Regions from separate parts of the Homo sapiens genome. Here region 1 is linked to region 2. A link is a loop called in an ENCODE intact Hi-C map of the cell type or tissue named here. Cell type or tissue: right lobe of liver. All regions are shown on one strand. Each heading gives the region's core, and the rest is flanking DNA. Links, peaks and the distances in the headings are about the cores only.

Region 1 (15,758 bases), core at 2,537-10,536, 71 kb before region 2:
AGAACCTAAATCTTCCTCATACTATATGGGAAAACTTCACAGAGGAAGTGATACTTGACCTGACTTATGATGTAGAACTTTGTACCTAGGCTGTCAGACTAGGTACAAAAGAAAGTATTCAAGTTAGAAAATAACAGAAAATACAAAAACAATGAAGAATGAAAAAAGCTGAACTTAAGACTTCTAGGTAGGACCACATTTAAAATATTTATCAATCCCTATATCACTGACCAATCAGAATGGAAGCAGGCTTGAAGACTTCCCTCCCCCCACCCTATTTTGTCAGGTGTTAATTCTTTAGTTGTAGGATCTTGAAGAGGTCCAGAGGCTCTTCAGCTGGGGACTGAGCCTGACTTGGTGGTATGAAGGGTGTGGTAGGATGGGGCAGCTACTTACCAGTTAGTACAAAAGGATTTTCATATTTTATCTACCATTATGTTTTTATTGGTATATTTAGGCTAAAATGATACAGGCTAAATATAATTTTCCTAGGAAAAAGTGCTAGAGTAAAGTAGGATCATAGAACCTGTCTCACAAAAAAAGAAAAAAAAAAAAGACCTAAACTAAAATAATAAATATAAACCAATACATTTCAGTTGTAGCAACTGAACAAAGAAAACAGAACTTTTTAAAAACAGCATAGGCCGGGCGCGGTGGCTCACACCTGTAATCCCAGCACTTTGGGAGGCCGAGGTAGGTGAACCACCTGAGGTCAGGAGTTCGAGACCAGCCTGACCAACATGTTGAAACCCCATATCTACTAAAAATATAAAATTAGTCCCACGCCTGTAATCCCAGCTACTTGGGAGGTTGAGGCAGGAGATTTGCTTGAACCCAGGAGGCAGAGGTTGCAGTGAGCTGTGATCATGCCATTGCACTCCAGTCTGGGCAACAAGGGCAAAACTCCATATCAAAGAAAAAAAAAGAAAAACAGCATAAACTCCGAAAAGCCATTGAAATGGAAAACTGAAGTTTCTGAGTACAAAATAATAAAACAGGAAGCTTAATCTAGTGCTTTCAGGTTCTGAAGGCTTACTACCTGAATTGAAACCTTGGCTCTACTTCTTACTTGTTTAGTGTCCTGAAATTCTCTACGCAAATGTTTCCCAGTCTATAAAATGGGGATGATAAAAATAGCCCTCCCGAGCAAGCACAGCTCATGCCTGTAATCCCAGCACTTTGGGAGGCAGAGGCAGGTGAATCACTTGAGCCTAGAAATTCCAGACCAGCCTGGACAACATGGCAAAACCAGTCTCTACAAAAAATACAAAAATTAGGCTGGGTGCAGTGGCTCATGCCTGTGATCCCAGAACTTTGGGAGGCCAAGGTGGGCGGATCACTTGAGGTCAGGCGTTCAAGACCAGCCTGGCCAACATGGTGAAACACCGTCTCTACTAAAAATACAAAAGTTAGCCAGGTGTGGTGGTGCATGCCTGTTATCCCAGCTACTCGGGAGGCTGAGGCAGGAGAATCGCTTGAACCTAGGAGGCAGAGGTTTCAGTGAGCCAAGATGGTGCCACTGCACTCAAGTCTGAGCAACAGAGTGAGACTCGGAATCAAAAATTAATTAATTAATTAATTAATATAAAAATTAGCCCAGTGTGGTGGTGCATGCCCGTGGTCTCAGCTACTTGAGAGGCTGAGGTGGGAGGATCGCTTGAGTCTGGGACGTGGAGGTTGCAGTGAGGGGAGACTGGGCCACTGCACTCCAACCTGGGTAATGGAGTGAGATAGTCTCCAAAATAAAAATAAAAAAAATATGGCTAGGCGCAGTGGCTCACGCCTGTAATCCCAGCACTGTGGGAGGCTGAGGCCAGCAAATCATAAGGTCAGGAGTTCAAGACCAGCCTGGCCAACATGGTGAAACCCCCGTCTCTACAAAAAATACAAAAAAAATAGCTGGGCGTAGTGGCAGGCGCCTGTAATCCCAGCTACTCGGGAGGCTGAGGCAGGAGAATCACTTGAACCTGGGAGGTGGAGGTTGCAGTGAGCCGAGATCGCACCACTGCACTCCAGCCCGGGTAACAAAGTGAGAGACTTCGTCTCAAAAAAAAAAAAATTATATATATCCCTGATCTCTTAAGGTTATTATGAAGACTAAATTCTGGTAAAATACTTGGAGTAATACTGGATATATAGTGATGGCCCAATAAATATTATCTAAGAGTAGTAGTAATAGTAGTACTTGTAGGAGTAGTACTAATACATAGTTCAGCTTGAACAGTTTCTATCAGTACTCCCCACCCTCCCATTAAGAGAGAAGATGAATCAACAACAACCTGATCATTTTTATTATTGTCCTCAAACTTGCAGAGAAGTTGAATGAGGTGTTAAATAGGCAAATTTGGAAAAACTTAAGAAACAACTCTTGAGAATAGGAAAATGACCTCCATGATCCTCACCTTCTGGTGATCACAGTCTCTATAATCCTCTTCTCTTGAGCGAGGGCAGAACCTGTAACTTGCTTTTAGCCAAGAATTTTGCAGATGTAATAAAGAACCAAATAAACTGATTTGGGGTTAACCAAAAGAGATATTATCTTGGGTGGACCTGACTTAATCTGGTAAAAGCCCTTTGAAAAGAAGCTGGATCCTCCCTGAGGAGAGAACTTTTCCTTGCTTGCTTGATGAAGAAAGCAGCCATGTTGAATAAGCCTATATGGAAGGTTACCACAAGTGGCCTGTAGGTTCTTTGGGTAACCTCTAGGACCTGAGAGCAGGCTCCAGACAACCAGGAGCAAAAAAAAAAAAAAAAAAAAAAAAAAGCCCGGTCCCTCAGTCATATAGTCCTGAGGAAATAAAAGCTACCAACAAACTGAATGAATTTAGATTTTTCTCCAACCAAGCCCCCAGATGAAAATACAACCCAGGTAACACCTTGATTGCAGCCTCTGAGACCCTGAGCAGAAGATACACCTATGGCCCAAACTCCTGACCCACAAAAGCTGTGAGATTATAAATGTGTATTGTTTTGTTACTAAGTTTGTAGTAATGTATTACCCAGCAATAAAAAACTAATACAGGAAGTAATTAGAGAAGGGAAAGGGCATCATTACCATCTTCCAACATAGATAGGCTACCTAAATAGGTGAAATGGTTCTTATTAGAAGATATTGAACTAGGACTCACTGAAAAGTATAGAACTGGTATTGCAGTTTTAGCTAGGTAAGAGGGACCTCTGTCCTGGTCCCCACAAAAGATATTTTTAAATGAGCAGCTGTCTAAGATGGCCAGGGAGTGAGAAAGAAAGGAGTTTCCACAATGCAAAGCTCTTCGGGGCAGAGCCGGGATGCCAGGTGAGACTCTGGGCCTTCTTCTTTTTTTTTTTTTTTTTTTTTGAGATGGAGTCTCACTCTGTCACCCAGGTTGGAGTGCAGTGACGCCATCTCGGCTCACTGCAAGCTCCACCTCCTGGGTTCACACCATTCTCCTGCCTCAGCCTCCTGGGTAGCTGGCACTACAGGTGCCCGCCACCATGCCCAGCTAATTTTTTGTATTTTTAGTAGAGATTGGGTTTCACCACGTTAGCCAGGATGGTCTCGATCTCCTGACCTCGTGATCCACCCATCTCAGCCTCCCAAAGTGCTGGGATTACAGGCATGAGCCATCGCACCTGGCCCTTTTTTGTTTTTTTTTTAGGAAGTGGGTTTTGACCATGTTGCCCAGGCTGGTCTCGAACTCCTGAGCTCAAGTGATCCTCTTGCCTCAGCCTCCCAAAGTGCTGGGATTATAGGCGTGAGCCACCATGCCTGAGACTCTGGACTTGTGAGTTAGTTTTGTAACAAGTTAAGACTTTGAGGCTATTGGGATGGAATGGATGTATTTTGCATGCGAGGACATAAATTTGGGGAGCCAGGAACAGAATGTTATAGTTTGAATATGTCCCCCAAATTTCATATTCAGTGTTGGAAATTTAATCCCCAATGCAACAATGTTGACAGGTGAGACCTTCAAGAGGGGATCAGGTCATGAAATCTCTGCCCTTATAAATGAATTAATGCTGTTATCTTGGGAGTAGTTTGGCTCTTTTAATAGTAGGCTCCTGATGGCCAGACACGGTGGCTCACGCCTGTAATCCCAGCACTTTGGGAGGCTGAGGTGGGTGGATCACGAGGTCAGGAGTTCAAGAACAGCCTGGCCAAGATGGTGAAACCCTGTGTCTACTAAAAATACAAAAATTAGCCAGGTGTGGGGGTGCATACCTGTAATCCCAGCTACGCAGGAGGCTGAGGCAGAAGAATCACTTGAACCCAGGAGGCGGAGGTTGCAGTGAGCTGAGATTGCATCACTGCACTCCAACCTGGGCGACAGAGTAAGACTCTGTCTAAGAAAAAAAAAAAGTTGGAGCTCTCTCTCTCTCAATATGCACATGTGCATATGATCTCTTGCCCTTCCACCTTCCACCATGGAATGACGCAGCAAGAAGGCCCTTGCCAAATGTAGGCCCCTCAACCTTAGACTTCCCGGCCTCCAGATCTGTAAGAAATAAATCTGTTCTTTATAAATTACTGCCTCCCAGGTATCCTGTTATAGCAGCACAAAATGGACTGAGGCACAGGGATTTCAATTGACTTGTATGGTTGAAGATTTGAGGGAATTACCATTTCTCATGTTCTTGCTTTGATTAGTGATTAATTTTCCATTAAATAAAAATTGTATAATATCCTTTTCACAGATTTTATGTGGTTAATGCTTGAGAGAAGTCTACTCACTTTTATTCTTTACAGTTTTTGTTTTTGTGTTGTTTTTGTTTTTTTGAGACAGAGTCTTGCTCTGCCACCCAGGCTGGAGTACAGTGGCGCAATCTCAACTCACTGCAACCTCTGCCTCAAGAGTTCAAGTGACTCTTATGCCTCAGCCTCTTGAGTAGCTGTTATTACAGATATGCACCACCATGCCTAATTTTTTTTTTTTTTTTTTTTTTTTTGTATTTTTTAGGTATGAGACACCACACCTAGCCCTGAAGCTGCTCTTGGTTGGGGGTCATCCCACACCTAAGAAAGAAAGATGATGGCTCTAAAGAAGATGAAAAAGTCATTGGTGTCAATCAACTCTAGGCTCCAACTCATTATGAAAGGCAGAAAGTAGGCTGGGCACCGTGGCTCACGCCTGTAATCCCAGCACTTTGGGAGGCCGAGGCAGGTGGATCATGAGGTCAAGAGATCGAAACCATCCTGGCCAATGTGGTGAAACACCATCTCCACTAAAAATACAAAAATAAGCTGGGCGGGGTGGTGCGCAACTGTAGTCTCAGCTACTTGGGAGGCTGAGGCAGGAGAATGGCTTGAACCCGGGAGGTGGAGATTGTAGTGAGTCGAGATCGCGCCACTGCACTCCAGCCTGGCAACAGAGCGAGACTCCATGTCAAAAACAAAAACAAAAACAAAGAAAGTGTAAAGTATGTGCTGGGGTACAAGCAAACTCCAAAGGTGATCAGACAAGGCAAAGTGAAATTGATTATGCTCACCAACAACTGCCCCACTTTGAGGAAATCCAAAATAGGATACTGTGCCATGTTGGCCAAAAGTGGTGTTCATTACTACAGTGGCAATAATATTGAATTGGACACAATGTGCAGAAAATACTGCAGAGTATGTGCACACTGATCCAGGTGATTCTGATATCATTAGAGGCATGCCAAACAGATTGGTGAAAAGTAAATGATGCAAAATGTTTCTTTTACGAAACTTGCGAAGGCTGGGTGCAGTGGCTCAACCCTGTAATCCCAGCACTTTGGGAGGTCGAAGCGGGCGGATCACCGGAGGTTGGGAGTTCGAGACCAGCCTGCCCAACATGGAGAAACCCCATCTGTGCTAAAATACAAAATTTGTCGGGTGTGGTGGCGCATGCCTGTAATCCCAGCTACTCCGGAGGCTGAGGCAGGAGAATCGCTTGAACCCGGGAGGCAGAAATTGCAGTGAGCCAAGATTGCGCCATTGCACTCCAGCCTGGGCAACAAGAGCGAAACTCCATCTCAAATTAAAGAAAGAAAGAAAGAGAGAAAAAAAAAGAAAGGAGGGAAGGAAGGGAGGGAGGGAGGAAGGAAGGAAAGAAAGAAAAAGAAAGAAAAGAAGAGAGAGAGAAAGGAGGGAGGGAGGGAAGAGAAGAAAAGGAAGGAAAGGAAAGAAAAACTTGTGAGAGCAAAGTCCAGAGTTTCATCTGACTCATCTATGAGTGAGACTCAAGGCACAATTCATTCTGTGGCAAATTCCTTTCCAGCTGTGAGCCTGTGAAATTAACAAGTAACATGCTTCTAAAATACAATGGTGGGACAGGCGTAAGATAGACATTCCCCTTCAAAAAGGGAGAAATAGCCATAAAGAAAGGGGTAACAGCTCCCAGGTAAGTCCAAAATCTAACAGGGAAAACAACATTAAGTCTTAAAGCTGGAGAATAATCTTTGCCTCCATGCTCCATATCCTGGGCACACTTGAGGGCATGGGGCTGGGCCTCCAGGGATGTAGGCAGCCCTACCCCTATGGCTTTGCTGGGCTTAGTCCAACCATCAATTCTTACAGGTTGGAGACTCCTGCCTGCAACTTTCCTAGGCTGGGAAAGATGGGAGCTGCATGCTGGTGGCTCTACAGTTCTGTGACTTTGAGGGCTGTCCCACTCCCGTGCCACAAAGTATTACTCTAGTGGGGGCTGTTACAATTACTCTGCCCAAGATAAGTAATTGCCTGGGCCCCTACAACAGGCTTTCTACAACATTCTTTGAAGTCTAGGTGGAGGCCATTATGGCCCCATAGCTCTTGCATTCTGTATTCCTGCAGAATTAGCACTCCATGGATACTACCAAAGTTTATGGCTTGTACCTTTTGGAGCAGTGGTTTCAGCCAGCTAACCTCACTTGACTCACAGCGGGGATAGGTGAGGAGCACTGCATTAGAGTTCAAGAAACAAAGTCTCAAGGTAGCACAGGGCAATGAATGCTGAGGTCCCTCAGGTGTCTCACTGGAAACCTTGCATTCAAGGTTTTTTGTTTTTTGTTTTTGTTTTTTTTTATTGATCATTCTTGGGTGTTTCTCGCAGAGGGGGATTTGGCAGGGTCATAGGACAATAGTGGAGGGAAGGTCAGCAGATAAACAAGTGAACAAAGGTCTCTGGTTTTCCTAGGCAGAGGACCCTGGGGCCTTCCGCAGTGTTTGTGTCCCTGGGTACTTGAGATTAGGGAGTGGTGATGACTCTTAACGAGCATGTTGCCTTCAAGCATCTGTTTAACAAAGCACATCTTGCACCGCCCTTAATCCATTTAACCCTGAGTGGACACAGCACATGTTTCAGAGAGCACCGGGTTGGGGGTAAGGTCATAGATCAACAGCATCCCAAGGCAGAAGAATTTTTCTTAGTACAGAACAAAATGGGGTCTCCTGTGTCTACTTCTTTCTACACAGACATAGCAACAATCTGATTTCTCTATCTTTTCCCCACATTTCCCCCTTTTCTATTTGACAAAACTGCCATCGTCATCATGGCCCGTTCTCAATGAGCTCTTGGGTACACCTCCCAGACGGGGTGGCGGCCAGGCAGAGGGGCTCCTCACTTCCCAGAAGGGGCGGCCGGGCAGAGGCGCCCCCCCACCTCCCGGATGGGGCGGCAGCCAGGCGGAGGCGCCCCCCACCTCCCTCCCTGACGGGGTGGCTGGCCGGGCAGGGGTTGCCCCCCCCACCTCCCGGACGGGGTGGCTGCCAGGCGGAGGGGCTCCTCACTTGTCAGACGGGGCGGCTGCCGGGCAGAGGGGCTCCTCACTTCTCAGACGGGGTGGCCGGGCAGAGATGCTCCTCACCTCCCAGACGGGGTCGCGGCCGGGCAGAGGCGCTCCTCACATCCCAGATGGGGTGGCGGGGCAGAGGCGCTCCCCACATCTCAGACGATGGGCGGCCGGGCAGAGACGCTCCTCACTTCCTAGACGGGATGGCGGCCGGGAAGAGGCGCTCCTCACTTCCCAGACTGGGCAGCCGGGCAGAGGGGCTCCTCACATCCCAGACGATGGGCGGCCAGGCAGAGACGCTCCTCACTTCCCAGATGGGGTGGCGGCCAGGCAGAGGCTGCAATCTCGGCACTTTGGGAGGCCAAGGCAGGCGGCTGGGAGGTGGAGGTTGTAGTGAGCCAAGATCACGCCGCTGCACTCCAGCCTGGGCAACATTGAGCACTGAGTGAACAAGACTCCATCTGCAATCCCGGCACCTCGGGAGGCTGAGGCTGGCAGATTACTCCCGGTTAGGAGCTAGAGACCTGCCTGGCCAACACAGCGAAACCCCGTCTCCACCAAAAAAATACGAAAACCAGTCAGGCGTGGCGGCGCGTGCCTGCAATTGCAGGCACTCGGCAGGTTGAGGCAGGAGAATCAGGCAGGGAGGTTGCAGTGAGCAGAGATGGCGGCAGTACAGTCCAGCTTCGGCTCGGCATCAGAGGGAGACCGTGGAAAGAGAGGCAGAGGGAGACCGTGGGGAGAGGGAGAGGGAGAGGGGGAGGGAGGGAGGGGGAGAGGGAGAGGGAGAGGGAGAGGTGCATTCAAGGTTTTATCTTCCCTCAAAGATCTCTGAAATGCCTTTGGGGTCATTTTTCCAGTGTCTTGATGAATAGAATCTGGCTTTCTTCTATCCATATTAATCTCTTTACCAAATAATTGCTTGGCCATGCTCTTAGTCTTGTCTCCTAAACATGCTTCTTTGTTCTATACATGGACAGGTTGAGTTTTCCAAATCTTTTCATTATGATTTTCTTTTAATTATACATTTTGTCTTCAAATCGTTCCTCTCTTCGCTCATTTTATTTAAAGTGGCCAAAATAAGCCATGTAGCACCTTAAATACCTTGCTACTTAGATACTTCTTTTGCCAGATACCCTAGTTCACTGCTCTTAAGTTCTGCTTTCCACAAAGTCCTAGGACATGGACATAATTCCACCAAGATTTTTACAACTGTGTAACAAGAGACATTATTTGGCTGTGTCCTCACCCAAATCTCATCTTGTATTGTAGTTCTGATGATCCCTGTGTGTCATGGGAGGGACCGGTGGGAGGTAATTGAATCATGGGGTTGGTTACCCTCATGATAGTGAGTTCTCATGAGATCTGATGGTTTTATAAGGGGCTTTTCCACGTCTTTACTCATACTTCTCCTTGTTGCTGCCATGTGAAGAAGGACGTGTTTGCTTACTGTTCCACTGTGATTGTATTATGCTGGTGCAAAGATAATTGGGGTTTTTGCCATTAAAAGTCATGTTTCCTGTGGCCTCCCCAGGCATGTGGAACTGTAAGTCAACTAAACCTCTTTCTTTTATAAATTACCCAGTCTCGAGCAGTTCTTTATAGCAGTGTGAAAATGGACTAATACAGTAAATTGCTACTGCAGAGAGTGGGATGCTGCTGTAAAGATACCTGAAAATGTGGAAGTAACTTTGGAAATGAGTAACAGGCAGAAGTTGGAACAGTTTGGAGGGCTCAGAGGAAGACAAGAAGATGTGGGAAAGTTTGGAACTAACTAGAGACTTGTTCAATGGCTTTGACGATAGTGATATGGACAATGAAGTCCAGGCTGAGGTGGTCTCAGATGGAGACAAGTAACTTGTTGGGAGCTAGAATAAAGGTGATTCTTGATATGCTTTAGCAGAAGGACTGGTGGCATTTTGCCCCTGCCCTAGAGATATGTGGAACTTTGAGCTTGAGAGAGGTGATTTAGGGTATCTAGTGGGAGAAATTTCTAAGTGGCAAAGTATTCAAGAGGAAGCAGAATGGCTGGGCACAGTGGTTCATGTCTGTAATCCCAGCACTTTGGGAGGCCAAGGCGGGTGGATCACCTGAGGTCAGGAGTTTGAGACCAGCCTGGCCAACATGGTGAAACCCCGTTTTGAACCTCTATTAAAAATACAAAAATTTGCAGGGCATGTTGGTGTGCACCTGTAATCCCAGCTACTTGGGAGGCTGAGGCAGGAGAATTGCTTGAACCTGGGAGGCAGAGGTTGCAGTGAACCAAGATCGCACTATGCACTCCAGCCTGGGCAAGAGTGAAACTCCATCTCAAAAAACAAATAAAAAGGAGTAAGCAGCACACAAAAGTTTGGAATATTTGTAGCCTAAAGATGAGATAGAAAAGAAAACCTCATTTTCTGGGGAGAAATTCAAGCCAGCTGCAGAAATTTGCATAAGTAATGAGAAGCTGAATGTTAATCACTATGACAATGGGGAAAATGTCTCCAGGGCATGTCAGAGACTTTTGAGGCAGCCCCTCCCATCACAGGCCTGGAGGCATAGGAGGGAAAAGTGGTTTCATGGTCCAGGCCCAGGACTACACTGCTCTATGTAACCTCAGGACATGGTTTCGAGAGCCCCAGCTGCTTCAGCTCCAGCTGTGGCTAAAAGGGGCCAAGGTACAGCCCAGGCCATTGCTTCAGAGGGTGCAAGCCCCAAGCCTTGGTGGCTTATATGTGGTGTTGGGCCTGCAGGTGCACAGAAGTCAAGAATTGAGGTTTGGGCAGGTGAATCACCTGAGATAGGGAGTTTGAGACCAGCCTGGCCGACATGATGAAACCCTGTCTCTCCTGATTATACAAAAATTAGCCGGGCATGGTGGCACCACCTGTAATCACAGCCACTTGGGAGGCTGAGGCAAGATAATCACTTGAACCAGGAGGCGGAGGTTGCAGTGAGCTGAGATCGCGCCATTGCACTCCAGCCTGAGCAACAAGAGCTAAACTTCATCTCAAAAAAAAGAATTAAGGTTTGGGAACCTCCGCCTAGATTTCAGAGGATGTGTGGAAATGCCTGGATGTCCAGGCAGAAGTCTGCAGCAGGGGTGGAGCCCTCATGGAGACCCTCTGCTAGGGCAATGCAGAAGGGAAATGTGGGGTTGGAGCCACCACACACAGTCCCCACTGGGGCACTGCCTAGTGGAGCTGTGAGAAGAGGGTCACCATCCTCCAGACCCCAGAATGGTAGATCTATTGACAGCTTTCACTGTGTGCCTGGAAAGGCCACAGAAACTCAATGCCAGTTATGAAAGCAGCTGGGAGGGGGGCTATACCCTGCAAAGCCACAGGGACAGAGCTTCCTAAGGTCATTTGGGAGCCCACCTCTTGCATCAGCATGACCTGGATGTGAGATATGGAGTCAAAGGAGATCATTTTGGAACTTTAAGGTTTAATGACTGCCCTATTGGATTTTGGACTTGCATGGGACTGTAGCCCCTTTGTTTTGGCCAATTTCTTCCCTTTGGAACAGGTATATTTACCCAATGCCTGTACCCCCATTGTATCTAGGAAGTAAATTTAAAGATTCATAGGTGGAAGGGGTTTGCCTTGTCTCAGATTAGGCTTTGGACTTGGACTTTTGAGTTGATGGAATGAGTTAAGAATTTGTATTTGGGGGACTGTTGGAAGGGCATGATTGCATTTTGAAATGTGAGGACATGAGATTTGGGAGGGGCCAGGGGAAGAATGATATGGTTTGACTGTGTCCCCACCCAAATCTCATCTTGAATTGTGGTTTCCATAATCCCCACATGTTGTTGGAGGGACCTGGTGGGAGGTAATTGAATCATGGAGGAGGTTACCCTCATGCTGTTCTGATGATAGTGAGTTCTCACAAGATCTGATGGTTTTATTGAAAAAAACTTCCGCCTCCCTTTGCTCCTACTTCTTGCTGCCATCATGTGAAGTAGGACATGTTTGCTTCCCCTTCCACCATGATTGTAAGTTTCCTGAGACTTCCCCAGCCATGTGGAACAGTGAGTCAATTAAACCTCTTTCCTTTATAAATTACCCATTCTTGGACAGTTCTTATAGCAGCATGAGAACAGACTAATACAAAAAGGATGACATTTACTCCAGGTTCCAGTACCTTCTTCCTCAGTTCCATCTAAGATATTGTCAGAATGGCATTTACCATCCATATTTTTACCAGTATTCTGATCACAACCACCTAACTAATCCCTATGATTTAGAATCTCTCAAAAGCTCAGCTTCTTCTGAGCCCTCACTAGAATTGCCTTTAAAACTCCATTCATGGAAATCTAAGCTCTTTCTAACCTGCTTCTCCAAATTCTTACAGCCTCTACCCATTACTCAGTTTGAAAGTCACTTGCTTATTTTGGGGTATTTATTATAACAACAATCCTACTTCTAATACCAATTTTCTCATTTAGTCCATTTTGGGATGCAATAACAGGATGCCTGAGACTAAGGAATTTATAAAGAACAGAGATTTATTTCTCACAGTTTTGAAGGTGGGGATGTCTAAGATCAAGGGGTCCTCATCTGTTGAGGGCATTCTGGCTACATCATCCAATGCTAGATGGCAGAGGGCAAGAGCGCACATGCAGACATTGAGAGAGTGAGAGAGAGAGATCAAACTTATCCTTTTATCAGGAACTCATTCCCTCAATAACCAACCCACTCCTGATATAATAGCATCACACTTCATGAGGGCAGAACTCTCATGACCTAATTACCTCTTAAAGCACCCACGTCTCAACATTGTTGAATTGGAAATTAAGTTTCCAACACATGAAGTTTGGGACACATATTAAAACCCCAGCACACTGCAATCTTATATTCTTTATTAAATGAAGAATCAATTATTTATTGCAAAACATCATCTGCACACAATAAAGTACACAGGCAATTATTAGGACAGTGCCACATATTATGTTGTTTTAAAGCAAGACAAAATGAAAATTTTGAAAGAATGTAAGAAATACTACATGGATCTAAATATTGTTTTTAGAAATTGTGGAAATCTCAATATGAGAATGATTAATGAAAGTAAGGTATTTTATAATATTTTCAGAGAGAATAACTTAAAATATGGACCACATTATAGTGTGAACACAGTATGTAAATATCTTCATTCTTTTTTTTAAACTAAATATACCTTAACAATGTTTTTGACAACTCTAAGTGTTACAACACAATTAAGTTAATCAAAATGGAAAGTTGTGGGAAAAATGAACTACCTAAGAACTATAATTATCTATAGAAAAGTTGCCTAATTTTGCTATAATTTCACTAGAACTAAAATTATGTAAAAATCTTGATTTTTAGCAACATTTTGTGATATTGCAGAGATGAAGACAAAAATGCTTAATGGAATAAATATACAATATTTTATGACATGTTTCTTTTTATATCTTGCAAACAATGCTGGCTCGTCAACATGTGTGGAATACCTAAACTTCTGCAATGATAAATTCAGTCACCTTCCACATTTTGCTGCCAGTCAATATGAATGGAAGTCCTTATCCTTATTGGTGAGCACAGGACTCTACATTCATTGCAGTTCTTTTTGTTTTTTTTTGTTTTTTTTTTTTTGTTAGACAGAATCTCTCTCTGTCACCCTGGCTGGAGTGCAATGGCATGATCTTGGCTCATTGCAACCTCCGCCTCCTGGGTTCAAGCAATTCTCCTGCCTCAGCCTCCCAAGTAGCTGGGATTACATTACAGGCATGAGCCACCAAGCCCAGCTAATTTTGTATTTTTAGTAGAGATGGGGTTTCTCCATGTTGGTCAGGCTGGTCTCAAACTCCAGACCTCAGGGGATCCACCCGCCTCATCCTCCCAAAATGCTGGGATTACAGGCGTGAGCCACTGCACCTGGCCCTCATTATAGTTCTTGTCAACATTTTAAATAGTAGTATAGGTGTAGTAATAGGTAATATGCTGCTCAAGTATGGATAGACAGGATAGAATAAAGTGGATACATTTGAAGGAAGTATATTTCTTTCATATTGTAACCATGGGGAAAAAAAGATAAAAATTCTACCTAAAATAGAAGCTATTTACAATGGCATGAAAAAGAATACAGTACTTACAGGTTTAACCAAGGAGGCCGAAGACTTGTACAATGAAAACTGCAAAACATTGCTGAAATTAAATAAGACAATTAAGACATGAATAAATAAAAAGTCACTTCATGTACATGGCTTTCCTAATTGCTCATTAGGAAAATGCAAATGGAAACCACAATAACATACCACTTCACACCTATTAAGAGAGCTGTCATTTAAAAAAGGAAAAGGTAAAATAAGTATTGGCAAGGAAGTGAAAAAAAATGGACAGCAGCTTGGCAGTTAACAAAAAGTTAAACACAGAATTACCATATGATCCAGTAATTCCACTCCTAGGTGTGTGTATATATATATGTATTAAAAAATGAATTCAGAGGTTTAAAGACTTACTTTGTACATAGTGTTTGTAGCACATTATTCACAATAGCCAAAAGGTGGAAACAACCCAAGTGTCCATCAACAGATGAATGAATACATATGGTATGTACATATAATGGAATATTACTCACCCATAAAAAGGAATGAAATTCTTCTACATGCTACAACATGAATGACCCTTGGAAACATTGTGCTGAGTGAAATAGGCCAGACAAAAAAGGACAAATGGTGAATTACTCCACTCTGATAAGGTACCTAGATTAAGAAATTCATGGGGATGGAAAATAGAATAGAGTTTACCAGGGCCTGGGGGAAGTGGGGAATGGAGAATATTGTTTAATGGGTACAGAGTTTCTGTTTGAGATGATGAAAATATTTTGGAAATGGATAGTAGTGGTGATTGCAAAAAATGGTAGATATACTTAATGCCACCGAGTTGTACATTTAAAAATGCTTAAAATTGGCCAGGTGCAGTGGCTCATGCCTGTAATCCCAGCACTTTGGGAAGCCGAGGTGGGCAGATTGCCTAAGGTCAGGAGTTCGAGACCAGCCTGGCTAACATGGTGAAACCCCTTCTCTACTAAAAAATACAAAAATTAGCCGGGCATGGTGATGCATGCCTGTAGTCCCAGCTACTTGGGAAGCTGAGGCAGGAGAATCACTTAAACCTGGGAAGTGGAGGTTGCAGTGAGCCAACATCACGCCACTGCACTCCAGCCTGGGTGACACAGCAAGACTCTGTCTCCCAGAAAAACATAAAAAATAAATAAAATGGTTAAGCTTATAAATTTGATGTATGCTTTACCACAATAATAAAAAAACACAGAGAGCAAGAGCAAGATCTGGGATATTATAAATATCCTCAGTAAAATAAAACAATTAAAGACAGAGTTTTAAAAAAAGGAAATTATTATTATGATTTTTTTTTTTTTGAGACGGAATCTTGCTCTGTCACCAGGCTGGAGCGCAGTGGCATGATCTCGGCTGACTACAACCTCCTCCTCCCTGGTTCAAGCGATTCTCTTGCCTCAGCCTTCTGAGTAGCTGGGACTACAGGTGTGTGCCACCATGCCCAGCTAATTTTTGTATTTTTAGTAGAGACGGTGTTTCACCATGTTGGCCAGGATGGTCTCGATCTCTTGACCTCGTGATCCACCCACCGTGGCCTCCCAAAGTGCTGGGATTACAGGCATGAGCCACCACGCCCAGCCTATTATTTATTTATTTACTTATTTATTTTTTGAGACAGAGTTTCGCTCTTGTTGCCCAGGCTGGAGTGCAATGGCGCGATCTCGGCTCACCGCAGCCTCTGCCTCCCTGGTTCGAGCAATTCTCCTGCCTCAGCCTCCCAAGTAGCTGAGATTACAGGTATGTGCCACCACACCCGGCTAATTTTGTATTTTTAGTAGAGACGAGGTTTCTCCATGTTGGTCAGGCTGGTCTCAAACTCCCGACCTCTGGTGATCCACTCGCCTCAGCCTCCCAAAGTGCTAAGATTACAGGCAAGAGCCACTGCACCTGGCCAGAAATTATTTTTTAAAAGGAGAGAATCAGTCTACAAGGTCTAACTAATAGTTGAAAAGAAAGGGAAAATATC
Region 2 (15,758 bases), core at 4,324-12,323:
TTGTATTATGTTAGGTGTAATTATGACCTTATTGTCTTTAAGATTACATATGATCTCAGGGGATGTGTATGGGTTCAAGTTGACAAGGGGTGAACCTGTGATGGTTAATACTGTCACCTTGATTGGATTGAAGGATACAAAGTATTATTCCTGGGTGTGTCTGTGAGGGTGTTGCCAAAAGAGATCAACATTTGAATCAGTGGGCTGGGGGAGGCAGATCCACCCTTAATCTGGTGGGCACAATCTAATCAGCTGCCAGTGAATATAATAGTGTAGGCAGAAAAATGTGAAAAGGAGAGAGACGGGCCTAGCCTCCCAGCCTACATCTTTCTCCCGTGCTGGATGCTTCCTGCCCTCAGACTCCACGTTCTTCAGTTTTGGGACTCGGACTGGCTCTCCTTGCCCCTCAGCTTGCAGACAGCCTATTGTGGGACCTTGTGGATCCTGTAAGTTAATACTTAATAAACTCCATATATATATATATATATATCTTATTAGTTCTGTCCCTCTAAGAGAATTCTAATACAGGAGCATATAATTCTACTTTTACCAAGTGGCCAAGTCTCCTCTGTTTTTTAATTCCCATGATTAGACCCTAAATTTAAAAAAATAATAATTTCAAGAAGTCTTTTAAACTTATACTATCTTAGAGGTTTCCCAGAGAGTCCTTGGCAATCACAAAGATTTGTTTTTTTACCTCTTAGAAGGGAAGGCCAAAGTGGAATTTTGTCTGGTATCCTTTATATTTTGTAATTATTTCAACACTATTTTAAGAAGCACATAGTAAGAATTGTCAAATCAAAACAGAAGTGCGACTTTCTGTTGGTTAATTTTGAACAAGTGAAATATTACTAAGATAAATATGAGGCCAGGCATGGATGGTGGTTCACTCCTGTAATCCCACCACTTTGTGAGGCTGAGGCAGGAGGCTTGCTTGAGCCCAAGAGTTCAAGACCAACCTGACCTACATACAAAATACCCATCCATACCATTTTTTTTTTAATTAGGTGATTGTGGTGGCATGTTAACTGTGGTCCCACAGTACCTGGGAGACTGAGGTAGGAGGATTGCTTGAGCTCGGGAGGTGGAGCCTGCAGTGAGCCATGATTGTGCTACTGTACCCCAGGCTGGGTGACAAAATAGACCTTGGCTTAAAACAAACAAAGAAACAAACAAAAAACATAAATATGTTTCAGGTACTGTGTATACTTTACATGTAGGAGATTTGGCAATGCTCTCACTATCCCTAACATGTTCTTATCTTCAGGAAAATGTTTATTAATATTTAATAGAATTGTTATATATTTTTCCCTATAAAGAATTATATTCTCCGTCGGGCATGGTGGCCCATGCCTGTAATCCCAGAACTTTGGGAGGCCGAGGCAGGCAGATCGCCTGAGGTCAGGAGTTTGAGATCAGCTTGGCCAACATGGTGAAACCTCATCTCTACTAAAAATAGAAAAATTAGCCAGGCATGGTGGTGGGTGCCTGTAATCCAGCTACTCAAGAGGCTGAGGCAGGGGAATCGCTTGAACCCAGGAGGCGGATGTTGCAGTGAGCTGATAGCACGCCAGTGCATTCCACCTTGGGCAACAGAGTGAGTCTCTGTCTCAAAAAAAAACGAAACAACAACAAAGAATTTTATTCTCGGCCAGGCACGGTGGTTCACACCTGTAATCCCAGTACTGTGAAAGGCCAACATGGGTGGATCACCTGAGGTCAGGAGTTCGAGACCAGCCTGGTCAACATGGTGAAACCCAGTCTCTACTAAAAACACAAAAATAAGCTAGGTTTGTTGGCGCTTGCCTATAATCCCAGCTACTCGGGAGGCTTAGGCAGGAGAATCGCTTGAACCTGGGAGGTAGAGGTTGCAGTGAGCCAAGATCAAGCCACTGCACTCCAGCCTGGGCCACAGAGTGAGACTCCGCCTTAAAAAAAAGAATTTTATATTCCATTCTGATATTATTCGCTACTCTTACTAATTAATCAGAGCCATTCAGTCTTATCACCAACATGTGGTTCTGCTTTTCTCTCATGCTTGCTTAAATGCTCTGTCATAAGCTATAAGTAAAAATTGGGTCTTCATCAAAGAAGAACATCCTCAGAGCCTTATGAACAAGACTGTATCAGATACTCTAATTATTAATACTGCAGTGAATAAACTCGTGGGTATAGGCTTCAAGCTGGCATTGCTTATACTCTGTCTCACTATATCAGGGCACTTAACTGTGGTTTCAAGATTATTTTTAGATCAGAAGCAGATGACTCTGTGGAAACCCACTAACCCAATATCCTGTGGAGCAAGATTTACATAGAACTGAAAATCTAATAGTGACCATTTGTTTGATGAGGAATATTGTTATATTATTCCTAATGTTCTAGTTTCTGATGTGTATATGGGAAGCCCTTTATTTTCCTTCAAATTCTATCTCCAACTCTGAATGTAGAAAACTACTTTTTCAAGCTGGGTGTGGTGGCTCATGCCTGTAATCCCCACAATTTGAGAGGCTGAGGAGGAAGAATCACTTGATCCCAGGAGTTTGAGACCAGCCTGGGCAACATAGCAAAACCCTGTCTCTACAAAAAATGAAAAATTAGCCAGGCATGATGGTGCACGCCTGTAGTGCCCACAACTTGGGAGGCTGAGGTGAGAGAATTGTTTGAGCCTGGGAGATGGAGGCCACAGTGAGCATGTTCGTGCCACTGCACACCAGCCTGGGTGACTGAACAAGACCCTGTCTCAAAAAAAAAAAGAAGCCTTCAAAGTTTTATCTCAAACCTAGCAAATATATTTCTCTATGCATTTTCAGATTATTACATATTTCTTGCTCTTATAATTCTTCTTTAAGTTAACTTATTATCTGACTCATTAATGATTTAAGTAATAATCACTGACACGTGTTCATTCTATATTTATATGAAAGCCATGCTTTTAAAACTTATATACTTTTAAAATTATACACTGACACTTCTTAACAGCTTCTCTGATTTCTCTCTTCTAATTCAACCTACATACTGCTGTCAGTGTGGTCTTCCTAAAATATCATTTATGTCACTAACTCCCTTTCTTGCTGAAACCTCCTATCAACAAGATAAATTTCCAAAAGTCATCAGCCTAATATTCACAGTCCTTGACTGTTGAGCTCCAAGCACCTTTAGAACTTTATAGTCTACACAAATCTCTTTTAGGCCAAGCAAAAATACTGTACTTATTTTATTTTACCAGTTTATCATATTAAAAAAATTTTTTTTTAAATCTCATCTGAATGGCTTTCTCTGTTCTTTATCCTTCTTGGAATTTCTATTCCTTCAGGCCAGCTCATTTTATCTCAGCCAGTAGCCCCCAGTGGAAAGTGGGTAACTGAACACTTATAGCATTTAATACAATATAAAGATAATATATATTATATGTATGTATAACATGTATATACATATAATATATTACGGTATAATAAAGAGTATATCTGGTCTTTGTCTCAGTTCTTGGCATAGAGCTTCAAAAATTTTTGGAACTTCCAGAGTGACAGAAATGTCTTTGTAATACTAGGGGCATGACTCATTTTGGGCCACTAGCCTCAAGATGGTGACTGGTCATCAGAAAGATCAACCATGTGATTAGAGGATTAGATGGTTGGGACTTTGAGCCAGGCTGACCTGATTGAGTTCATTCACTTGGTCAATGATATACTCAATCAATCATGCCTACATAATGAATCTCCAATAAAAACTCTGAATACTGGAGCTCAGTGGAGAATCCTGGTTGGTGAACCTTGATGTACCAAGATGACAATTCATCCAAATTTGTTTAGGAGAGGTGACCAAAGCTCTGCCTTCCCTCCCAGAACTTTCCTTATGTGTGTCTTCAATTGATAATTCTTGAGCTGTATCTTTATAATAAAGCTAACAATAAGTAGATAATTTTCTTGAGTTGTTTTAGTAAATTCTCAAACCTGAAGGAGTTATAAAAACCTGAAATGTGAAGCCAAATTAGTCAAATGTATGGGTGGCCTGGGGACCTCTGGCATTTGTGGCTGGCATCTGAAGTAGGGCAGTCTTAAGGAAGACTGAACCATGAACCTGTGACATGTGCACTACCTCCAAGTGGTTAGTGGCAGAACTGTATGGCACTATACTCCAGCTGGGACTGAAACACAGTACATATTGAACACTGTATTATTTTAGAAGTCTACATTTTATGTATGAAGAAAACATGTTACTTCCTTTGTCTGCTTTATCCAGCCATCTTGGGAATTCTCTCCCATAGCAGTGGACTATGTAATTTTCCCCACTGGGCACAACTGTTCAGAGTGGATGCATGACCCAGCTATAGCTGAGACACCACGATTCTGTCTTTCAGAAATGTGTATAGGAATACTGAAATGTTCATATGTTGGATGGTGGTACTGGAGCAAGAGGTGTCTGGCATAGTAAGTATCCAACAGATTTTTGTTGAATGAGTAAATGAAAGAAGTGCCTGTGGCTGGGCGTGGTGGCTCACGCCTGTAATCCCAGCACTTTGGGTGGCTGAGGCAGGTGGACCATGAGGTCAGGAGTTTGAGACCAGCTTGGCCAACATGGTGAAACCCCGTCTCTACTAAAAATACAAAAAATTAGCCAGGCGTGGTGGCAGGCGCCTGTAATCCCAGCTACTTGAGAGGCTGAGGCAGGAGAATCACTTGAACATAGGAGGCAGAGGTTGCAGTGAGCCAAGACCGTGCCACTGCACTCCAGCCTGGGCAACAGAGCAAGACTCCGTCTCAAAAAAAAAAAGGAAGTGTCTGTAACTTCAGGGCTTTGATAGCCATTTCTCCCATGTACATGGAAAAGCAGAGAAAATCAGTTTTCTGAAAGAGAAGAGAATAAAGCATGAATGCTTATATCCCCCCAAAATTCATGTTGAAACTCAATCACCAATGTAATTGTATTAAGGGTTAGGGCCAGTGTGGTGGAGCACACCTGTAATCTCAGCACTTTGGGAGGCCAAGGTGGATTACTTGAGGCCAGGTGTCCGAGAACAGCCTGGGCAATGTAGCAAGTTCTTGTCTCTACAAAAATTACAAAAATCAGCCAGGAATGGTAGCAGGCACCTCTGGTCCCACCTACTTGGGAGGCTGAGGGAGGAGGATTGCTAAGCCCAAAAGGTTGAGGAGGCAGTGCACCAAGATCGTCACTGCACTCCAGCCTGTGTGACAGAGCAGAGCAAGACCCTGTCTCAAAAAAAAAGGCCCTTAGGAGGTAATTAAATAATGTAGGCAGAACCTTCATAAAGAAGCTCAAGTGAGTTGTTTACCCTTTTTACCATGTAAGGACACAGAGAAGATGCCATCTATGAAGCAGAGAGCCCTCACCAGACACTGAATCTGTTGATGCCTTTATCTTGGACTTCTCAGCCTCCAGAACTATAAGCAATAAATATCTGTTGTTTATAAATTTCCCATTCTAAGATTTTTTTTTTTTGAGATGGAGTTTTGCTCTTGTTGCCCAGACTGGAGTGCAATGGTGCAATCTCGGCTCACCGCAACCTCCGCCTCCCAGGTTCAAGTGATTCTCCTGCCTCAGCCTCTCGAGTAGCTGGGATTGCAGGCATGCGCCACCACGTCTGGCTAATTTTGTATTATTATTATTTTTTTTAGTAGAGACGGGGTTTCTCCATGTTGGTCAGTTTGGTCTCGAACTCCTGACCTCAGGTGATCCACCTGCCCTGGCCTCCCCAAGTGCTGGGATGACAGGCGTGAGCCACTGTGCCCGGCCCTAAGATGTTTTGTTATAAGAGTCCAAAAGGAGTAAGACAAAGCAGATGCAAAGTGAGAGGCAGAGACAAAAGATCATGTGGCTTTGGAAAAATGATAACTTCTTGGGTCTCCTAAAGATTTTTCTGTTCTAGATCTAGTGAAGCCTTGATGCATCCTGCCTTAGTTTCCCTTGAAATGGGCCTATATATTCCCATTATATTTCTCCATTTGACCAAGTTAGTTTGAGAGTTTCTCTGCTCCTAATGTTAAAGGATTTTTTCTAATGACAAAATCATGAATCTCAGCCAGGTGCAGGTGGCTCACACCTGTAATCTCAGCGCTTTGGGAGGCTGAGGCGGGCAGATCACTTGAGATCAGGAGTTCAAGACCAGCCTGGCCAACATGGTGAAACCCCATCTCGACTAAAAATACAAAAAACAAATTAGCCAGGCATACTGGTGCACACCTATAATCCCAGCTACTTGGGAGGCTGAGGCAGAAGAATTGCTTGAAACAGGGAGGCGGAGGTTTCAGTGAGCCAAGATCGCACGACTGCACTCCAGCCTGGGTGATGGAGCGAGACCCTGTCCCCCTGCCACCCCCCAAAAAAATTATAAATCTTATATAAATATAAAAAGAATGTGTTGAAGATTTTACTGACTCTTTCGTTAAATGAGGAAAACAGTTAAGATATTACAACAGGTCCAAAGGAGAATCCAAACAACAGGTATATGTATAAATCATAAACATTAAATTTCCAAGTGGATGTAAAACTGACTTTTGGGAGAGAAGGAAATTTGTCCCCTCACTGGACAGAATTCATCCACATGGTTATGGATAAAAATAATTTGTATTGCTTCTTGTTTTCTGCAAGATAATTTTAGTCTCTAAGGAGTTGTACAACTCTCTAGTCAAAGCCAAGTAAATATCCTTAGATGATCAGGTAATCCCAGGATTGTACCATTCCGCTGAAAGTATATCCAGAAATCTCTCTTTTTTTTGAGACAGAGTCTTGTTCTGTCGCCAGGCTGGAGTGCAGTGGCATGATCTCGGCTCACTGCAACCTCTGCCTCCCGGGTTCAAGCTATTCTCCTGCCTCAGCTTCCTAAGTGGCTGGGATTACAGGCGGGCACCACCACGCCTGGCTACATTTTGTATTTTTAATAGAGATGGGGTTTCGCCATGTTGGTCAGGCTGGTCTCGAACTCCTGACCTCATGATCTGCCCACCTTGGCCTCCCAAAGTGCTGGGATTACAGGTGTGAGCCACCACGCCCGGCCTGAAATCTCTTTTGTTTATTATCATGTTACGTGTTTCGTTATACTCATAAACGAATGATCCTTGTCTAAAGCGAGTGTTTCTCCTATCTCTATGAGAAACTCATCTGCTTTGTGAAAGATCTGCATAGGTGGAGAGAGAAAAGAAGGGAACCACTGCTGCTAACAATGGCTGAATCAATCCTAGCAACCAAAGGATAATAGAATCCTTTGAATCCAATCTCTCTAACCAGCTGGGTGCGGTGGCTCACACCTGTAATCCCAGCACTTTGGAAGGCTGAGGCGAGTGCATCACTTGAGGTCAGGCGTTCGAGACCAACCTGGCCAACATGGCGAAACCCCGTCTCTAACTAAAAATAGCCTGTAATCCCAGCTACTTGGGAGGCTGAGGCCAAGAGGCAGAAGTTGCAGTGAGCTGAGATCCTGCCATTGCACTCCAGCCTGGGCAACAAGAGTGAAACTCCGTCTCAAAAACAAAAAATCTCTCTAACCAAATTTTAAGCCACTTGAGTACAGGAAACTTGTCTTATATCGCCTAGCTTGCTTTCACAAAGTACCCAGTAAGAAACGGGTTAGAAAAATATTTGCTGCCGGGCGCAGTGGTTCACGCCTGTAATCCCAGCACTTTGGGAGGCCGAGGTGGGCGGATCACAAGGTCAGGAGATCGAGACCATCCTGGCTAACATGGTGAAACCCCATCTCTACTAAAAGCACACACACAAAAAATTAGCCGGGTGTGGTGGCGTGCGCCTGTAGTCCCAGCTACTCAGGAGGCTGAGGCAGGAGAATGGCATGAGCCCGGGAGGCAGCGCTTGTAGTGAGCTGAGATCTTGCCACTGCACTCCAGCCTGGGTTACAGAGTGAGACTTCGTCTCAAAAAAAAAATTTTTTTTGCTAATTGATTGCTCGAAGTCAGCAAATTGAAACAGGAAAGTTGTGACCCCGTTTGAAGATTTAAAACAGGAATGAGCCGGGCGCGGTGGCTCACGCCTGTAATCCCAGCACTTTTGGGAGGCTGAGCGGGTGGATCACGAGGTCAGGAGATCGGGACCATCCTGGCTAACATGGTGAAACCCCGTCTCTACTAAAAATACCAAAAAAAAATTAGCCGGGCGTGGTGGTGGGTGCCTGTAGTCCCAGCTACTCGGGAGGCTGAGGCAGGAGAATGGTGTGAACCCGGGCTGCGGAGCTTGCAGTAAGCCGAGATCGCGCCACTGCACTCCAGCCTGGGTTACAGAGCGAGACTCCATCTCAAAAAAATAATAAAACGAAATAAAAAATAAAATAAGAGAGTAAGGACAAAAACACACAAACTAAAAACAAATATTTTTCCTAGCCTGCAGTTAGCCAGAAATTGAAGAGTCTTGTGATCTAATGAGTGCCAATAAACTCATATCAAACTTTACAGGCTTTGCCATTATCATATTTCAGGAACATTAAAAAATCTCTACAAAACACATGACCAATTATACAACAAATGTCACTTATATGGTATGCTTTTATATGTATAAAAGAAAAATGTCTGTAAAACGCCTGTAAAAAATGTCAAAAGTTGCATGTACAAAGTGCTAGAAAAGTGGGCTGATTGTATCATTCTTGTTTCCTTTTCCTAACCCTCTCTCCCATCCCCAGGAAGCTACTGCGAGCGGGAAATGATAAAAGAGACCTGATAGTGGAGGCAGCTAAGCACTCACCCAGATACAGCTAAGAATGAGGCCTTGAAAATGAGGGAGGACTTCTTCCTGGGAGCTGACTGTTGGGTCAGGAAAGCGTGGCCTCCACGGAGATTCACTGGCCCAGTTTGCATGAGGAGGCCAATCACTGACCAGGGTTCCCCCATCTGCAACAGCTGCATGAATGCTTAGGCATGCTTGGGGAGATAAATATGAGACTAATGACCATAGATAATAAATTCAGAATGTTATGACAGCTAATTGAGAACTCACACATGGGCCTGCGGACTGCTCAGCCAAGGGCCCTGTCTCAATGCTGGCTGCGTTCTCCTTCCCTCCTGGTTGTGTGGGCTGTGGCCTTCTTTCTCGCCTTTAGGTGCTGCTGCTGTGTACACAACTCCTAGTGGTTCTCTTCTCGTCTGACCACACAGTCCCTCTTTAGGAAACCAGACTATGTCACCCCCAAATACGCTTCTTTGACATAAAAATTATTTTTGAGCTGAAGGCAATTGAGAAGCAGCAAACGGGGAAAAAACTCTTATCCTCTAGCTTTTCTTCCTGAAGACAGGATATAGATTCTCCCTTACTGGAGACAGCTCTACATTCCTGTCAGCCCTGAGAGGCCCCAGGAGAGTCTGCAAACAAACTTGACTCCCATGTATTTACCTTCCCATAATTTCCCATGCTTGGAAACCTAAAACCACTTTTCTTTGTCCTGTCATTTCTCTACACGTTTGTTTTTCTTTGTTGAAGATGCCTTGTAAGTGGAGTTCTAAGCCACCATTTTGAGTTACTTTTCACTGACGTTTCTCCCTTGAGATGTGCGCTGCATGCCTTAATAAACTGTTTTTCTTGTGTTAATGCGTCTTTTGTTACAGAAGTCTATTCCAAGGAAGAGCTTAGGAGGGTTGAGGAAAAACATTATCTTTCCTCCCCTGCATCCCCATCCTTCACTTTTCTTTCAGGCTCTAAAGACAAACCCATGACAGGAGGTTTTTTTTTCTCTCTCTCTTTAAGAGTTCTGTTGTTAATCACCACCACCAGGAACCAAGTAAGCGTGAAAAACCATGAGAGAAAAATGAGAAGTTGCAATGTTCTCACAAAACCCCCCCAGTTTCCAACTTAGTAAATGACAAGTGGAAAACAATTTTTGAATTTTTTCCCTCTTACCTTCATTTCTCCAGTGGACGAAAAGGTGGAGTTTTCCTTCTGTGTCACTCTCTTGCTCCACATTTAGATGTAAATTAGGCCTGAAGAAACGATTCTGGTCCAACAATAAGCATCCCTTTGGTACAAGTGGCAATTTACATCTTTCAAAACCCCTAGAACTTTTTCCCCGCCCAGGCAGAATCTTTTGTGCAAAATTGGGACCAGTATAATCCCAAATGGGTTACTTACCTCCTTTTGGAAAGAGTAGAAGAAAAACTTCAGTTTGGTATTTGGAATTGCAAATTTTGTTACTCAGGAGAAGTCTGTATGTAAAGATCTGGCTCCCTGAAAGAAGCATAATTATGAGGAAATTTGTAATTTTTTTAGAATTTTGGTTTCAGAAAAACCTCTAAAAATCTTTAAAATTAAAGATTTAAGGAACTAAAGAATTCTGATTTGGGAAAATTTTGCTCAGTAATATGAGAATTTAGTTTAATAAGTTCTTCACAAATTGAGGTGAAGTTGGGTTACAAGTGCCTAACCAGACTAGCAGTTCCCTTTGGGAAAAAAGGGGCCTTCTTGGGTTGGGTCAGAAAAATCCTTTTTCTTCTGCGACTAAAGACATTACTTTAGCATTAACTTAGGAATACTACCTGATACTTGACCAACATAAAAACAATGCTTTGTGTGATTTTACAGCAAAGTAAATTTAGTAATTCGAGACTGTAACTTTTTTTTTCTTTCCAACGTTTATTTTAAGTTCAAGGGGTGCATGTACAGGTTTGTTACATAGGTAAATTGTGTGTCACAGGGGTTTGGTGTACAGATGATTTTGTCACTCAGGTAATCAGCATAATAACTGATAGGCAGTTTTTCAGTCCTCACCCTCCTCCCACCCTCCGCCCTCAGGTAGGTCCTGGTGTCTGTTGTTCCCTTCTTTGTGTCCATGTGTACTCAATGTGTAGCTTCTACTAATACATGAGAACACACAGTATTTGGTTTTCTGTTCCTGAGTTAATTTGCTCAGGATAATGGCCTCTAGCTCCATCCATGTTGCTGCAAAGGACATGATTTTCTTCTTTTTTATGGCTGTGTAGTATTCCATGGTGTATATATACACATTTCCTTTATCCAGTCCACCATTGATGAGCATCTAGGTTCATTCTATGTCTTGGCTATTTTGAATAGTGCTGCAATGAACATACTCATGCATGTGTCAATACTGCAACTTGGCTGAGTGCATTGACTCACACCTGTAATTCCTATGCTTTGGGAAGCTGATCACCTGAGGTCAGGAGTTCAAGAACAGTCTGGCCAATATTGTGAAACCCCATCTCTACTAAAAATACAAAAATTAGTGGTAGTGGTGGCAGATGCCTGTAATCCCGGCTACTCGGGAGGCTGGGGCAAGAGAATCACTTGAAACTGGGAGGTGGAGGTTGCAGTGAGCCAAGATCATGCCATTGCACTACAGCCTGGGCGACAAGAGCAAGACTCCGTTTCAAAAAACAAAAACAAAAAAACCTCACAACTTAACTACCAGGAGAGTTGCAGATTGGATCGTGAAATAGGTGAAGCTTATGTTCTTCCCTTTCTAATGCTTTCATCCCTTTCATGTTTCCCTACTTTCCAGCTTCTTTATTTTCCAAGTCCTTCTCAGTTAGCTAATGTCTAGTAATTTTATTTTTATAATTTAAAAGTGGATTCTTAAACACCTGAGGGTGTAAAGGAAAGACTCCTGGTAGAATTGAAGCAAGGTGACCACCTATAGATATCTCTATCTGAATGCCTCATGCTGTGATATGCATCTGGTTTCTGCTTGGATGCTTAGTCACTGCCAAGTAATCTTCTACAATTGCTGTTGGCTCACTTACAGCTTGAATTATAGAAATGTTATTAAATTCTTGTTTTCCTTTCTTATCTTCCAAACAAAACATAGCAGGATCTGGCCAGGCGAGGTGGCTCACACCTGTGATCCCAGCACTTTGAGAGGCCCAGGCGGGTGGATCACGAGGTCAGGCATTCGAGACCAGCCTGGCCAACATGGCGAAACCCCATCTCTACTAAAACTAAAAAAATAAATAAATAAATAAAAATAAAAAAAATAAATTGCTGGGCGTGGTGGTGGGCGCCTGTAGTCCCAGCTACTCGGGAGGCTTAGGTAGGAGAATCGCTTGAACCTGGTGGGCGGAGGTTGCAGTGAGCTGAGATTGCGCCGCTTGCACTCCAGCCTGGGCGACAGAGCAAGACTCCATCTCAAAAAAAAAAAAAGAAGAAGAAAAAGAAATACGGCAGGATCTATGATCAGTTATTTATACCTTGACTGAAACTTTCGCTTTGTTCTGCCACTCTCAGCTTCAGTTGCCTTTGTCTTGTACTTGTGATAAACTTTCACCTAATAGACCTGGACACCTGGCCTGCCAACCCTCTTTCAGACTTGACTGAGTCAAATAATCCCAATTTATGTCAGATGAAAGCTGGGCACTGTAATCTCAAGGGAGTCCTCACGTACCCAGCCAAGGCAGGTGGATGCCGTAATCCTGAGATGGGCACTAAATGCTCACAATAGACCACTTTCAACCAGCTCTGGGCTTGAATAACTCATGAACCCAGGAAGGAGTAGCCAATGACATCACTCAGAGACCTTGCTTTCTTAATATGGGACAGATCTAGTTTACTGTATTTTGACTTCAAAGACTATCTCATTTTTTTTCTCCCCTAAGCCTCATTCCCAAGTCTACCTGAAGAGCTAAAATGAACTCTCTGTTTGGCAGTAAACACCTTTTCACTAAGCTCTCCATGTGTGCTCTCTAATAGTCTTATGTTTTTCTTCAACATCTTTGTGAAATAGAAGGCTTTATCTCTTTTCAAACAAATTTCTGGTGTCAAGGGACAGAGAGAAGAGTATTTGAGGAGTGGAGTAATGAGTAGGATAACCTTTCCATGGGCCATGAGATGTTACTTTCCTGACTCATGTCATCATAGCCAGTTGAGAATCACTAAATCTTCTTTTTTAGCATTAGCAAAGAACTGGTCAATTTTTTTTTTTTTTTTTTTTTTTGAGACAGAGTCTTGCACTTTCACCCGAGCTGGAGTGCAGTGGCATGATCTCGGCTCACTGCAACCGCCACCTCCCAGGTTCAAGCTCCTGCCTCAGCCTCCTGCGTAGCTGGGATTACAGGTGCCCGTCAAGACGCCCAGCTAATTTTTTGCGTTTTTAGTAGAAATGGGGTTTCACTATGTTGGCCAGGCTGCTCTTGAATGCCTGACCTCGTGATCCACCCACCTCAGCCCCCCAAAGTGCTGGGATTACAGGCGTGAGCCACCACGCCCAGCCAGAACTGGTCAAATTTTACGTGCTGTTCTTTGTGTTATTGATATGGTTTGGCTGTGTCCCCACCCAAATCTCATGATGAATTGTAGTTTCCATAATCCCCATGAGTCAGGAAGGGACCTGGTGGGAGGTAATTTAATCATGGTGGGGGTTTCCCCAATGCTTGTCTCACAAGATCTGATGGTTTTATAAGGGGCTTCACCCTTTGCTCGGCTCTCATTCTCCTTCCTGTGCCATGTGAAGAAGGACGTGTTTGCTTCCACTTTCTCCATAATTGTAAGTTTCCTGAGGCCTTCTCAGCCATGCTGAACTTTCAGTCAATTAAACCTCTTTCCTTTATAAATTACCCAGTCTCGGGTATGTCTTTATTAACAGCATGAATACAAATTAATACAGTTATTAAAGTCATATTAATACTTATTTGCTCCCTAAATAGAAAAATTAGCATATAGAATATACTTATTCACACTGCACAAATCCTCAGTGGTACAACAAATATACTATTGATCTGTGCTTGGCTTTTACTGGTTAGCATTCAAGAAATATGCTAATAATATAAATTTAAGAAAGTATGCCAGACATAAGACTTTTTTTTTTTTTTTTTTGAGGCGGAGTCTTGGTCTGTTGCCCAGGCTGGAGTGCAGTGGCGCCATCTCAGCTCACTGAAACCTCTGCCTTCTGTGTTCAAGTGGTTCTCCTGCCTCAGCCTCCAGAATAGCTGGGATTACAGGTGTGTGCCACCACGCCCAGCTAATTTTTTGTATTTTTAGTAGATACAGGGTTTCACCATGTTAGCCAGGATGGTCTCCATCTCCTGACCTCGTGATCCACCCAGCTCGGCCTCCCAAAGTGCTGGGATTACAGGTGTGAGCCACTGCACCCGGCCCATATATTTTATTCCTTAGAAGTCCATTCCAGGCCAGGTGTGGAGGCTCACTTCTACAATCCCAGCACTTTGGGAGGCTGAGGTGGGAGGACTGTTGGAGTCCAGGAGCTTGAGACCAACCTAGGCAACATAGTAAGACCCCGTCTCTACCAAAAAAAAAAAAAAATGTATATATATATATTAGCTACGTGTGGTGACACACGTCTATAGACCCAGCTACTCAGGAGGCTGAGGCAGGAGGATCATTTGAGCCAAGAGGTAGAGGCTGAAGTGAGCCATAATTATGCCACTGCACTCCAGCCTGGGTGACAGAGTGAGACCCTGTCTCAAATAAAATTCCATTCCAGTTTTCCGTATGTATATGGTTTATTCTCTAAGGTTTCTTTAAGTCACAGTGAAGTAGCTTCATACTCAAAATATCAGCTAGATTTTGTGCTGTTGATGACAGTGAAGGACTATGAAGAAGTAGAAGGCTAGGTTTCACTTCTATATGGTGATTATAAAAAGTTATCCATAGAAGGTAGGGAGGCTGTGCAGGTGTGGGGGCAGTAGGTACACGGGAACTCTCTGTACTTTCCACTCAATTTTGCTGTGAACTAAAACTGTTCTAAAAAAAGTCTATTTTTAAAAAAAGTTACCCAAGTCAGAGTGAAACAACAAAGAACTGACTGTGTAGGCTCCTGCCTGGGCCACATTTTGATACAAAAGATAGTTAACACAGTGAATTGTTAAAAGTATGATGGATATTGTGCAATGTGATTCACCTGCTAGAGCCAAGACTGCTATTTGTGATTAAATATCTGTTCTTGCCTCCCCCTTAGTAATAAAACCTTCAATTTTTAGTTGGACATTTGGCTTCCTAGTACAGAGGCTTCATTTTCTAGCTGCTCTTTCAGGTAGGGGTGCCAAGTGACTAAATTTCTGGCACAAAAATAGGACACAACTGGAATTGGTGAGTATTTTTTCTGGGCAGTGTACCCAAAGAGACAGAGCATACTTATTTTTTCTTTTTCTTTTTCTTTTCTTTTTTTTTTTTTTTTGCCTTTTCTTCCTAACAGCTTGGCAATTAAGCTGTATTCTCACAATTGGCTGAAAGCATCCCTTTCAGCTAGGTGTGCCATAGGGTTAAGTTATAACCAATAGGTGTAAACAAAAGTACTACCATGTACACTTCTGGAAAATTGTCTTTAAAGGGAGGTAACATAATCTTCCCGACTTTCTTCTTTTTACCAGCTAGATGCTTCAGCAGATTTGAGGAAAAAAAAAAAAAAAAAAAAAAAAAAAAATATATATATATATATATATATATTTTTTTTTTTTTTTTTGAGATGGAGTCTGGCTCTGTCGCCCAGGCTGGAGTGCAGTGGCACGATCTCCGCTCACTGCAAGCTCCGCCTCCCAGGTTCACGCTATTCTCCTGCTTCAACCTCCCAAGTAGCTGGGACTATAGGCGCCCGCCACCATGCCCAGCTAATTTTTTTTTATTTTTAGTAGAGAGGGAGTTTCACCGTGTTAGCCAGGATGGTCTCAATCTCCTGACCTCGTGATCCGCCCGCCTTGGCTTCCCAAAGTGCTGGGATTACAGGCGTGAGCCACCACGCCTGGCCAATTTGAGGAATATTTTTGAGGATGGAAGAACAATAAGATAGAAGACTGGGTCCTCGAGGACTGCTGAGCTGCTTTCAGGCCCTGCTCTATTTCTTTCCA

What was found. A loop is a pair of places that touch in the nucleus more often than their neighbours do. Peaks named below come from ENCODE experiments on the same cell type or tissue, not always from the same donor. Only the 100,000 strongest peaks of a DNase experiment are listed, where the experiment ranks them.
Region 1: a loop joins it to region 2, with 2.2 times the contacts of the local background. A loop is called at or near these places in 10 of 110 quality-filtered maps.

What each region holds. Positions count from the first base shown.
Region 1 is chr12:14,346,766-14,362,523 of GRCh38, reverse strand. It overlaps LOC124902884 (a long non-coding RNA gene), which reads left to right. Exons shown (of 2, transcript XR_007063220.1): 2 at 4,938-5,682. It also overlaps the pseudogene RPL30P11. Among named protein-coding and RNA genes, the nearest start is that of ATF7IP, 11 kb to the left of the region's middle. In right lobe of liver, for the core only: no CTCF peak of the experiment used is centred there; no DNase peak of the experiment used is centred there.
Region 2 is chr12:14,277,623-14,293,380 of GRCh38, reverse strand. It overlaps LOC124902883 (a long non-coding RNA gene), which reads left to right and starts at 7,271. Exons shown (of 2, transcript XR_007063217.1): 1 at 7,271-7,309; 2 at 8,642-8,943. RefSeq lists enhancers at 9,093-9,192, 9,223-9,432, 12,360-12,469. In right lobe of liver, for the core only: no CTCF peak of the experiment used is centred there; no DNase peak of the experiment used is centred there.